Linked DNA regions of Homo sapiens: region 1 is linked to region 2. Evidence: chromatin loops called from intact Hi-C (ENCODE). Cell type or tissue: heart left ventricle. All regions are shown on one strand. Region 1 has its middle 65 kb from the start of NPAS2. Region 2 overlaps NPAS2 (neuronal PAS domain protein 2).

Region 1 (5,000 bases), 140 kb before region 2:
CCACCGTGCCCTGCCAGATGTATGCCCCTTCTGAGAAGCTTTAAGAGCTGGTGCGTCATTCACCAGCTTCCCTTTCCTCTACATGCTCTGACAAAATCTTTATCATTCTGACCCTCACTGCTGCCCCACATTGAACATATAGCATGAGTGAGAAAGCGACCTGCCATGTCGCTGAGATGTGGGGGTTATTACCATAGTGTCATCTTGCTTGACCTGACCAATATGGAAACAAAAAACAAATATAGAGACAGACTAAGATAGTAGTGTAGCTATTTCACTTCACTATATGATTATTATACAGTATGAAGGTGGCATATCATTTCAAACTATTGCCTGAATGAGAAAACTGAAAATGAATCTATACATCTCATAAAAGACAACAACAAGAAAAGTATACAGAAACACAGTTTCTCAATTATTCTACGTTTAGAAGAGTGGAAATTTCAGATTCATGAATGTCTTTTCTCCATTCATTCAAAAAGTATTTATTGTGCAATACCTATGAGTCAAGTACAGGGTTAGATACTCAAAATAGAAGACAAATAGTTCCTGTTCTCAAAAGCTTGTCATCAAACACTGCAGATGGTATGAAACCACGTCAAAGGCAATGTGATAAATGGGGAGGAATAATATTCACCCATTTCTCTAGCATTTGCCATGCACCAACTCTATGCAAGCCATTTTATACACTTTATCTCATTTCAACCCACCACAGCCTTATTAATTGGGAGTTATAATCTCAGTATTAGACCTGAAGGAACTGAGGCTCAGAGAAGCTAAGTAACTAACTTAAGGTTACCCAGGTGGTAAGTGGCAGAACCAGCATGCAAACACAGATTGGCATATCTCCAAAGCCTAAGCTCCTTTCAACAGTCATGACATGGTACAGAAACATGGGCATGGTACCAAAGGAACTGAGATGGGGCCCACTGCTCTTTGGGGAGTATTAGATCAAAACACTCTGTTCTCAAACCAACTACAAATAGTCTTGGTACAACAGAAAAGTTTTGCTCTTTAGGATCCTCAGTGGTCCCCAACTCTATAATGACTACCTGAAACTACCATACTCCTCTCCCAGTTCCAAGTGTGTCTATCAGGGAGGGGGGATATGAAGGGCAGGCACTACCTCAAGAGTTAATCTCCCACCAAGCTGTCTCCAGCAGCAGAGATCTGCCTTCAGCTCACTGAAATTCCAAACGAGAGGATGGTAAGTTCACCTCATTACCCAGGGAGGGAAACGTGGAGGCTCTCAACCTTCAGTGGCTTCATAGAAAGACACTTGGGAAGCTTCTGGAAGCAGACTTAGAGAGCTGGAGGCCAAGTCACTGATGCATCCTGAGCTGATGGGTGGACCTTGTTGCATATGGGTAAACTGCCTGGCTTGCTGGTAAGAGGAGCAGCCCTGAGACTGAGCACAGAAGGAGGGAGTCCTGCCTGCTGGGAGTCAGGAATTCAGGAACCAGTGACAGGCATCTCAGGCTTGAACCAGGGGGATGCTCGAAATAAAGTTGTATTCATTGTTCCAACTACGCACAGAGGGTCTTTGCTAGGCTTCTGGATCCTCTTTCTCAGTCCTTCAGGCATTATCTGCTAATCTTTAGGTAAAGAATTCTAAATGAGCATTCATTTCCTCCTACATGAAGCCACAATAGCCCATGGATTTCTATTTTTCAAGTCCATTGGACACACTAGTGAGTTTTAATGTCCAAGTCTTACACAGTCCACAAAGGACAAAGCTTCCAAGATTCGTTTAAGGCCAGAACAGGGAGAAGTTTGAGTTGGAGAAGAACCTGCTTATACCTAGCTTTTAAGCAACTAACTTTCCACATTCTTTGCAATGAAATGTCAGCCTTTCTTTCAGATAGTTGGTATATGGGTAGATTTGCTTAGAGATGCTATCTTATATACTTCTATTTTTTGTCCCTTAAGAAGCTGAAAGAGGAAGAAAGTCTCTTCTACTGACCCTAGGAATCTCTCCAGAAATATTTTGGCAGATTCTTTTACTCAAAGGCTGTCCATTGATTTTTAAGACAAACAAAGCAACAAACAAAAAGCAAAACCTAGTTTTGTTAACATTCAACAATCCTAAATCTTCAATCCCAGGAGTAGCCTCCATTTATTTTTCTTGCACTGGTTTATGATTTTTCTATTTTCACTGTGTCTTATGAAAATAAAACATGTTAGAGTTTTAACAAGACATCAGTTTCCAGTAGATAATATTGGCATGAAGTTAACCTTTACATTTATTTGTATTTTTTCCTGGTATGTTCAATATTTCTTATAGCACCAGATGGGTTGCATTTATCACCTATTCTAGCCTTTGCCCTGACTGATTTTTTTTATTTCATAATCAGCAAGCTCTGCAAAAACAAACAAAAAAGAACTGTCAAGTTATAAAAGTTGTTTTATTCAAGACTATTTTAATTTAGTTAAGTATTTTTCTTTCCAGTTTTCTCAGATGTTCTCATATGAGATGATAGGAAAGGACTAAATGATGCACAACTTTACATTTGTGGAATACATACCACGTGTAAGGCACTGCTTTCAATTGCAGTCATAGAAAACTTAGCTCTGAATAATAGCATGAACAATAAAGAAGGTTTACTACCTCACATCACAGAAGTCCCAAAGTAGGATCATTCCTAGTTGGCTAATTCAGTGACTCAGTGCCATCAAAGCCACCATCCCATTTTGCCATCCTGGGGCTCCGCTTGCAGTCACAATATAGCTGTCATTCTCAAGATGATAATGCTCAGTAGAAGAGGCTGACTCTTCCACTGGGTCTCTTTCTATGAATGAGGAAACCTCTCCAAGAATGTCCCAAGCAGATGTTTCCTCATATCATATCAGCCACAATTCCCTCCAAGCCTCAACTCACCACCGACAAAGGAATTGGACTAGCTAATTCCCTTGGAGATGTTCCTGGCTGCACAAAGCTGAGCTAAACCAGAAGGAAGAGTTAAACCAGAAGGAAGGGACATGGATGCGAGTGAACGTTCAGAAGGGATTGCTACATATAATTCATTTCACTTAGTCCCCACAACAACCTTATGAGGTAACCACTATTATCCCCATTTGATAGAGGGGAAACTGAAGCCTAGGAATTTTAAATCCTTTGCATGATTATCCACACATAAATATAACAGGACCAAGTTTCAAGAATTGTCTTCCTAATGAATTCAAACTCGATTGGAGCCATTTCACATTCTTACTTAGAGGTTACAGTGCTTCTCTGTTTTAATAATTAAGTCAAAATTAGAAAGCTGAAGGCACAGAAACCACAGAGCTTAAGAATTGGGAAGGACCTTTGATGTCTCACCCAATACAACATTTAAACAAGTGGTTACTGAGCGTCCACCTTGTGAAGCACCAAATTGGAATTTGTTGAACCTGCCAAGACAAGCAAGATGTGGTCCCTGTGCCCAGGGCTCACCAACTAGTAGGCAGAATGAGAAAGCTATATAAGTAATAATACAACATGGAAGAATATATTAAGTCCTAAGAGAGGTACCCAAAAGCACTAGGGCAGGGAGCAGTGTTCAGAAAAAAAGGAATGCTAACCATAAAAGGTTGTCATGGAAAAGGTAGGATTTGGCAAGGTGCCTTAGAGGTAACATTTCAACAAACAAAGAGGGGTGGAAGGGAAGTGGACCCCAGGATGGGAACCCCATGCAGGAACAGCCGTATGGACAAAATATCAGGAAGTTAAATTTGATTTCAGTGCAGAAGACAAATCACCTTGGAAAGCAAGGCTTGAGCGGTTGATTTTAAACACATTGGAAACTGAGGGAGAAATTTGAGGTTTTTGATGAGGTGTGGCATGATCGAAATTGCCTTTTATAAAGGTTAGTCTGGCAACACTGTATGTAGTAGGGTGTTCTGTGCATCTCCTGTGATGTTTAGGCTGCAAAGAACGGAAAACCCAACTCAGTATGACTTGACCAACAAAGGCATTTACTAACTCATTCAAAAGATGGTTGAGAAGTTGAGGTGTCCCAGTGTTGGTTCTTTCAGTAGCAGCCTTCCATCTTTCTGCTCTGCCATTCTCAGAATGTCAGCATTCTACTCAGTGTAGCTCCCTCTAAGAAAGGGGCTGCCTCAGTTCCCAGATCTGGCAATCATATGTAACGATATCCAGAGGAAGAAGAAAAGATCTCTTCCTGCTATCTCTCTCAGGAATGAGGGAATCATTCACGGAAGCTTCCAGGAGACTTCCCCTTACAACTCACTGGCCAGAGTTGAGTCAGATGTCCTGGCCTAAACCAATCATGGATAAAGAGAATGGGACCACCACAACTGGCTTCACCTGATTTTTATTTACACCTGAGAAATTGGGAGGAAGGCTGGACTCCCCAACAAAAGTAGAATTCTGCAAATAAGGAAGAAGGAAGAAACAGGTGCTGAGGAGTCAATAAATGGGGCCTACATATGTTCCATGAGGGAGGAATTTGAAGCAAAAACATGACCCAGAAGGAAATGGCATCATTCTAGCTAAGAAATAATGGCTACCTAACTGAGGTCACTTTTACAGAAATGGAAAGGGAAATTTTTCTTATATGACATAGGATTCCTGGGTTCATTATATTCTCTGCTTGATTATCTTTAATGATGAAGGGCTCTCAACTTCCTGATGCTACCATATGCTATTATTTAACAGCCTTTGGTATTGAGCCAAAAGCCCTGGCTCTTTTCCACAGGAAATATTTCCAAGCCACGAATTCCCCATTTTGTATTTATCCAACTGAGTTTTTCATCTTAAATGGTCTCTACTTGTATCCCCTTAAAATGTAGTTTTGTTGGTTTTATAGTACAATATTCCAGCCTGATCTTTCAACAACATTGATTAGCTCTGTTGTGTATCGGTACTAGGCACTAGGTCCTAGGCACTGACAATAGGTAAAGAAGAAGCTCACAGACTAGTGGGGTGGTGAACACATGGACAAGCAGTTACAAACCTCGTGTGACGATGCTGTGGCATCAAGTAGGGTTAACCAACGTGT
Region 2 (5,000 bases):
TTTTTCTTTTGATTAAATTCTACCAGGCTTGGTTGGTATGGTGGGGAAGAGTGTTAGGATTTTCCAGCTAACTTGGGACCTGTAATTCAAACCAGTTCTCAGCCAATTTCAATACATCATGATTTTATGTTTGTGAAAACATAGGCCTTGCAACACAACAGGCTTGGGGTAGTCATTTCAGGGAAAATTCATGATGATACAAAGTGACCCACTGGGCCTATAAAGACTTTACAAAAAATTCTAAATTAAAAGACACTGAAGAGGAAAGTTTAGTCATGATTCCAGTGATTCTTTAACATGGTTTGGCAAACTGCTGTCTGGGGACCAAATCTGGCCCACAACCTGTTTTCGTAAATAAAGTTTTATTGAAACACAGCCATGCCCACTCATTTACATGTTGTCTATGGCTGCATTGCACTATAATGGCAGAGTTGAGTGGTTGCAACAAAGACTGGATGCTCTGCACCTAAAATAGTTACCAGGTGGCCCTTTGGAGAAAAGGGTTGCTACCTCCTGCATGAGTGGAGTAACATGCCTTTCCGTGCGTGCTGCATGAGGCCCTCTCTGGAGACCTGGGTGAGCTGCTAGTCCCTGGGGGAGACTGTCACTTGTATGACTCATTAGTCTTCTGTCTCACTGCTGACGCACTTGGGACCCAGGGCGGATATGCCGTGACAAAATAATCCTGCTGCCATTTCCAGGTCCCCATTTGCCAGGGGCCAGAATTCTAATCAGTTGTGTAGTAGGTGGCTGTGAGAAAGAATGTTCTAAAGCCTTTGGGGCAGAAATTTCACCTGGGTGTGTGAATGTCATTTGCAGGCTTCACTTTTGTCCTTTGCTTCAGTTAGAGTCAACAGATTTTTTGAGGGTCTGCTGTGTGAAGGAAAACCCCAGTCATTTCACCTGATAGTCATTCCATTCCCTTCTCTCCTTCCTCACAACCTCACAATGGCCGGTTGCTTTCCTGTTTAGTTATGAGCGGCTCAGGGTCAGTGATAACCAGGTCCATGCATGTTTGTGTCTCTCCACAAGGTCAGACTTTTATTGACGTGATTTCAATCACAAAAGCTGGAAGCTCCATTGAGTTCCCAAGGAGGAACTTCCCCTTACTACTTCCCATTCACTTAGGAGTCAGAGCCGCGGGCACACAGGCTCAAGCCACTCCACAGGTCAGTCAGTGTTGCAAACCATGCATAATAGTACACTTATCAATAAATAAATGATTAAACATTTCACAATAAATGAAGTAACATTTAACATCAAAAGAAAAGGGTTAATGGACCAGTCCAGGGAGAGCAACATGAAAAAAAAAAGAATGTCCTGGCCTGGTCTGGGCAGTCCATTGGTCTCACAAGGAAGAGTCTTTGATGTGGGCAGAGCATTGGGCAGTGGATGCTGGGTGCTGATCACAAGCGACAGCAAGATGGAGTCTGTGGGGACAGCCATTTCTAGCTGGTGAAGTACTGCTCTTATGGCCGCAGAGTCCTCTGGTGAGGACTGAGTGGAGGAATGTACTTGGTTATGTCCTTGTTGGAAGCAGTCTTCATTGATTAGGCAAAACATCCAGTCTTGTTGGCAAGGTGCCTTTTAAAATGTAAGATGGAGTCTTTCTCTAAGATGGAGTTTACTGTGTCAAGGGTACTGTATACAGTTATCACTAGCTAGTCCAGTATTCTAGACAGCGTATGTGTGTCTGTCTGTCCATCATGCGTACACACACACACATACACATTTTCAACACTGGTAGAAGGGAATGATTATCCTGTTTCTCCCAAAGACACTTGTTGGGCTTAAGTACCAGTTTCTACTGTGAGCCCTTTAATTCATGATCATTAGTGATAGTGTGATTAAAATTCTGCAGCTACAATTTTGTGATGACTTATTTGTGCCGGGGACTGTGCTGGGGGCTTCCCTTGGACTCTCTTATGCTGTCTCACAGCCAAACAGTGAGAAAAGCTCTTCTGTTCTCTCACTTTGCAGTTGGGGAGCTAGGGCTGGGAGCATCACACTTGTCCAAGGTTATACAGAGATACTGAAGGGCAAAGCCTGGGTCGGTCTCAGTTTGGGTCGCCTGACCCCAGGCCACCACTGCCTTTCTCCCTTTCACAGATGTGGATGCTGGACCCAGGAACTCTGACACCCAGTGTGCCCCAGTAGCTCTGCCTGCCAGCAGCAGGGGTGGCTGTCTGCCAATTCCCTTAGGAGTTCCAGCCCTCCTCCCCGCCCCTCCACACTCAGTGCTCCACTGGCCTTGCTTGATTAGATTCCCCAGCTGGTCTGTTTACTGGGCCTGGCAGAGCTCCTTACCCCCATGCCCCCACTCAGTGGTCCTCACAGTCCTGTTTGCAGCAGCCACAGGTAGTCCCTAGGGGTGGGGCAGACTCAGGCTTCAGCTGGAGCCCCTGCCTGCGGGTGCCTCTTGGCTGTAAGGCACTCTTCCTACCAATATGGCCTTTTCTGTCTCTGTTTAGGAGCCCCTCTCTGAAACCTTAGGTCTGTGTGACCCCAGAGTCCATTTCTGTTTCACCCCTGGTGACCTCCTTACTGTGCAGAGAATGTGTTCGTTGAAATTCAAAGTAGATAAGAAAGGCTGAAGCTCAGTGTCACCTCCCTTAGCAGGGGCTCAGTGGCCACAGTGTGAACAGAAGGGGTAGGACAGTTAGGTGGGGCAGGTGTGCAATGAATGGAACTCACCTAGAGCTTTCTGTGCCCCAGGCATCATGCTGGGTCCTTTATTGCACACATACCTGTGACCTGCTTCCTGTTTGCACCTTGCACAATTGCTGCCTGGTGGGTGTTAGCTGCATTGTGTTAGGAATGAGGGGAACGGGCTCATGAGGTTTAAGGGGCCTACTCAAGATCATAGAGCAAGTAGGTTGGAATGGAGATTTAAATCAGACTGACTCTGAAGTCGGAAACCCCCTATTCTGAGCAGCAGTGGCTGGAGAAAGGCCTCCTGAGTCAGTGCCAGGAGGCAGAGCCCAGGGTCTGCTCTGTCCCCAAGCCTGTGTCTGTGGGCAGGCCACTTAGCCTTGCTGGGGGGTGGTGCTGCCTGATTTATGAGTGGAGGATAACTATAGCCAGCCCATTCCACCCACAGAACTGATGGAGACAAAATGAGATTATGTTTTTTCAGAACTTGGCAGCTGCCAGGGGTTGGTGAGGGACCCATTGGGCCTTCCTGAAGAGCCCTGGCTGCCAGTGCTGTCTGAGTGGATTTTCCCTCTAGTCAGTAGCTCCTGCACATGCAGAAGTTTTTGTTTTAATTTTAGTCACCAGGATATAACTGTCCCTTCAAATGTACTTTGTAAGCACTATTACCTTGGAGCCACCACGATCATGGGGAGGTTTGTGGGAGTGAATGTCAGGTAGTGGCACAGGAATTCAGATGGGGGTTTGGCCCTGGCTTTGTCCTTCCTTTCCTCCCTCCCTCCCTTCCTCCCTTCCTTTTCTTCTTCATTCCTCATGCATTTATTGAGCACCTAATATGGGTAAGGAGCTTGTATTAGTCCATTCTCATGCTGCTATAAAGGACTGCCTGAGACTGGGTACTTTATAAAGAAAAGAGGTTTAATTGATCCACAGTTCACATGGCTGAGGAGGCCGCAGGAAACTTACAATCATGGCGGAAGGGGAAGCAAACACGTCCTTCTTCACATGATGGCAGGAAGGAGAATTGCTGAGCAAAATGGGGAAAAGCCCCTTATAAAACCATCAGATCTCATGAGCACCCACTCCTATCATGAGAATAGCATGAGGGTAACTGCCCCCATGATTCAATTACCTCCCACCTGGTCCCTCCCAGGACACATGGGGATTATGGGAACTAAATTCAAGATGAGATTTCAGTGGGGACACAGCCAAACCATATCATAGCTGGGCGAGCCATCGTGAAATGGGTGAAGATGCAATTTGCCTAATCCTTGCCATCAAAGTAGAGAACCTGTTTTTGAGTGTCTGCTGCAGGCCAGACTTTGCAAACTTAAGTTCATTTAAGTTTCACCGCTGTCCTCTGAGATAGGTGTCTGTCACTCATGTTCAAAACCTCCAGTGCCTTCCCGTCTCACATAAAGCAAAAGCCACAATGCCCCTCTGCCCCTGGCTCCACCTCCCCCTCACCAAAGCAATCACCGGGCTGGCCTCTGGGCTGTTCCTCGCTTTCCTTGCTGTCTGGGGGAGGCACCCTCACTGCTCACTCCCACACTCCCTTCAGGTCACAGCTCACATAGCATCTCATCAAGGAGGTCTTCCAAGACTCCCTAAAACATCAGAACAAGACTCCCCGAACCCCGTCCCACCCAGGATTCACCTTTTCCTGCACTGCAGTGATAACCAAAGAACAGGCTCTGTGTTTACTTATTTGCTTGCCTGCAGTTTTCCCCAACTCCCCTGACACATGCATCCCCCGCCTCATGTAAGCACCATGAGAGTAGCGGCTTTGCTCACAGTGGGTTCCCCCTTGCCCAGGCACTCAGGGAGTATCTGTTGAATCACTGTATATCACATGCAGTTGGCACATTTGTGCTTTGGCATATACATTCTCCTGCCTCATCACAGAGCCCAAGAGGAGAGGCAAATAGAAGGAGATAGTACACACGGTGCATGGATCAGAGACCTGCACATTGTTAGTTTTCCTAAAATTGATCCCCAAATTCAATTCATTCTCAATCAAAATCGCATCAAGCTATCACTTTTTTTTTTTGAGGCACAGGGTTTCACTCTGTTGTTTAGGCTGGTGCTCACTGTAACCTTGAACTCCGGGCTCAAGCAGTGTTCTTGCCTCATCCTCCCAAGTAGCTAGGACCACAGGTATGCACCACCATGACAAGCTAATTTTTACTTTTTTGTAGAGACGGAATCTTGCTGTGTTGCCCAGACGACTCGTGGCCTCAGGCAATCCTCATGCCCCAACCTCCCAAAGCAATGATATTATGGGCATGAGCCACTGCACCCAGCTGCATCAGGCATTTCTATAGAAATTGACAAGCTAATTCTAAAAT

The links. Hi-C counts contacts between places; a loop is a spot of excess contacts. Peaks named below come from ENCODE experiments on the same cell type or tissue, not always from the same donor. Only the 100,000 strongest peaks of a DNase experiment are listed, where the experiment ranks them.
Region 1: a loop joins it to region 2, with 2.0 times the contacts of the local background. A loop is called at or near these places in 2 of 110 quality-filtered maps.

Annotation. Positions count from the first base shown.
Region 1 is chr2:100,752,272-100,757,271 of GRCh38, forward strand. No RefSeq gene overlaps it. Among named protein-coding and RNA genes, the nearest start is that of NPAS2, 65 kb to the right of the region's middle. In heart left ventricle, no CTCF peak of the experiment used is centred here; no DNase peak of the experiment used is centred here.
Region 2 is chr2:100,893,396-100,898,395 of GRCh38, forward strand. The region is part of intron 1 of NPAS2 (neuronal PAS domain protein 2); the gene reads left to right. Among named protein-coding and RNA genes, the nearest start is that of NPAS2, 76 kb to the left of the region's middle. In heart left ventricle, no CTCF peak of the experiment used is centred here; a DNase peak (open chromatin) is centred at 2,206; H3K27ac peaks cover 2,883 bases.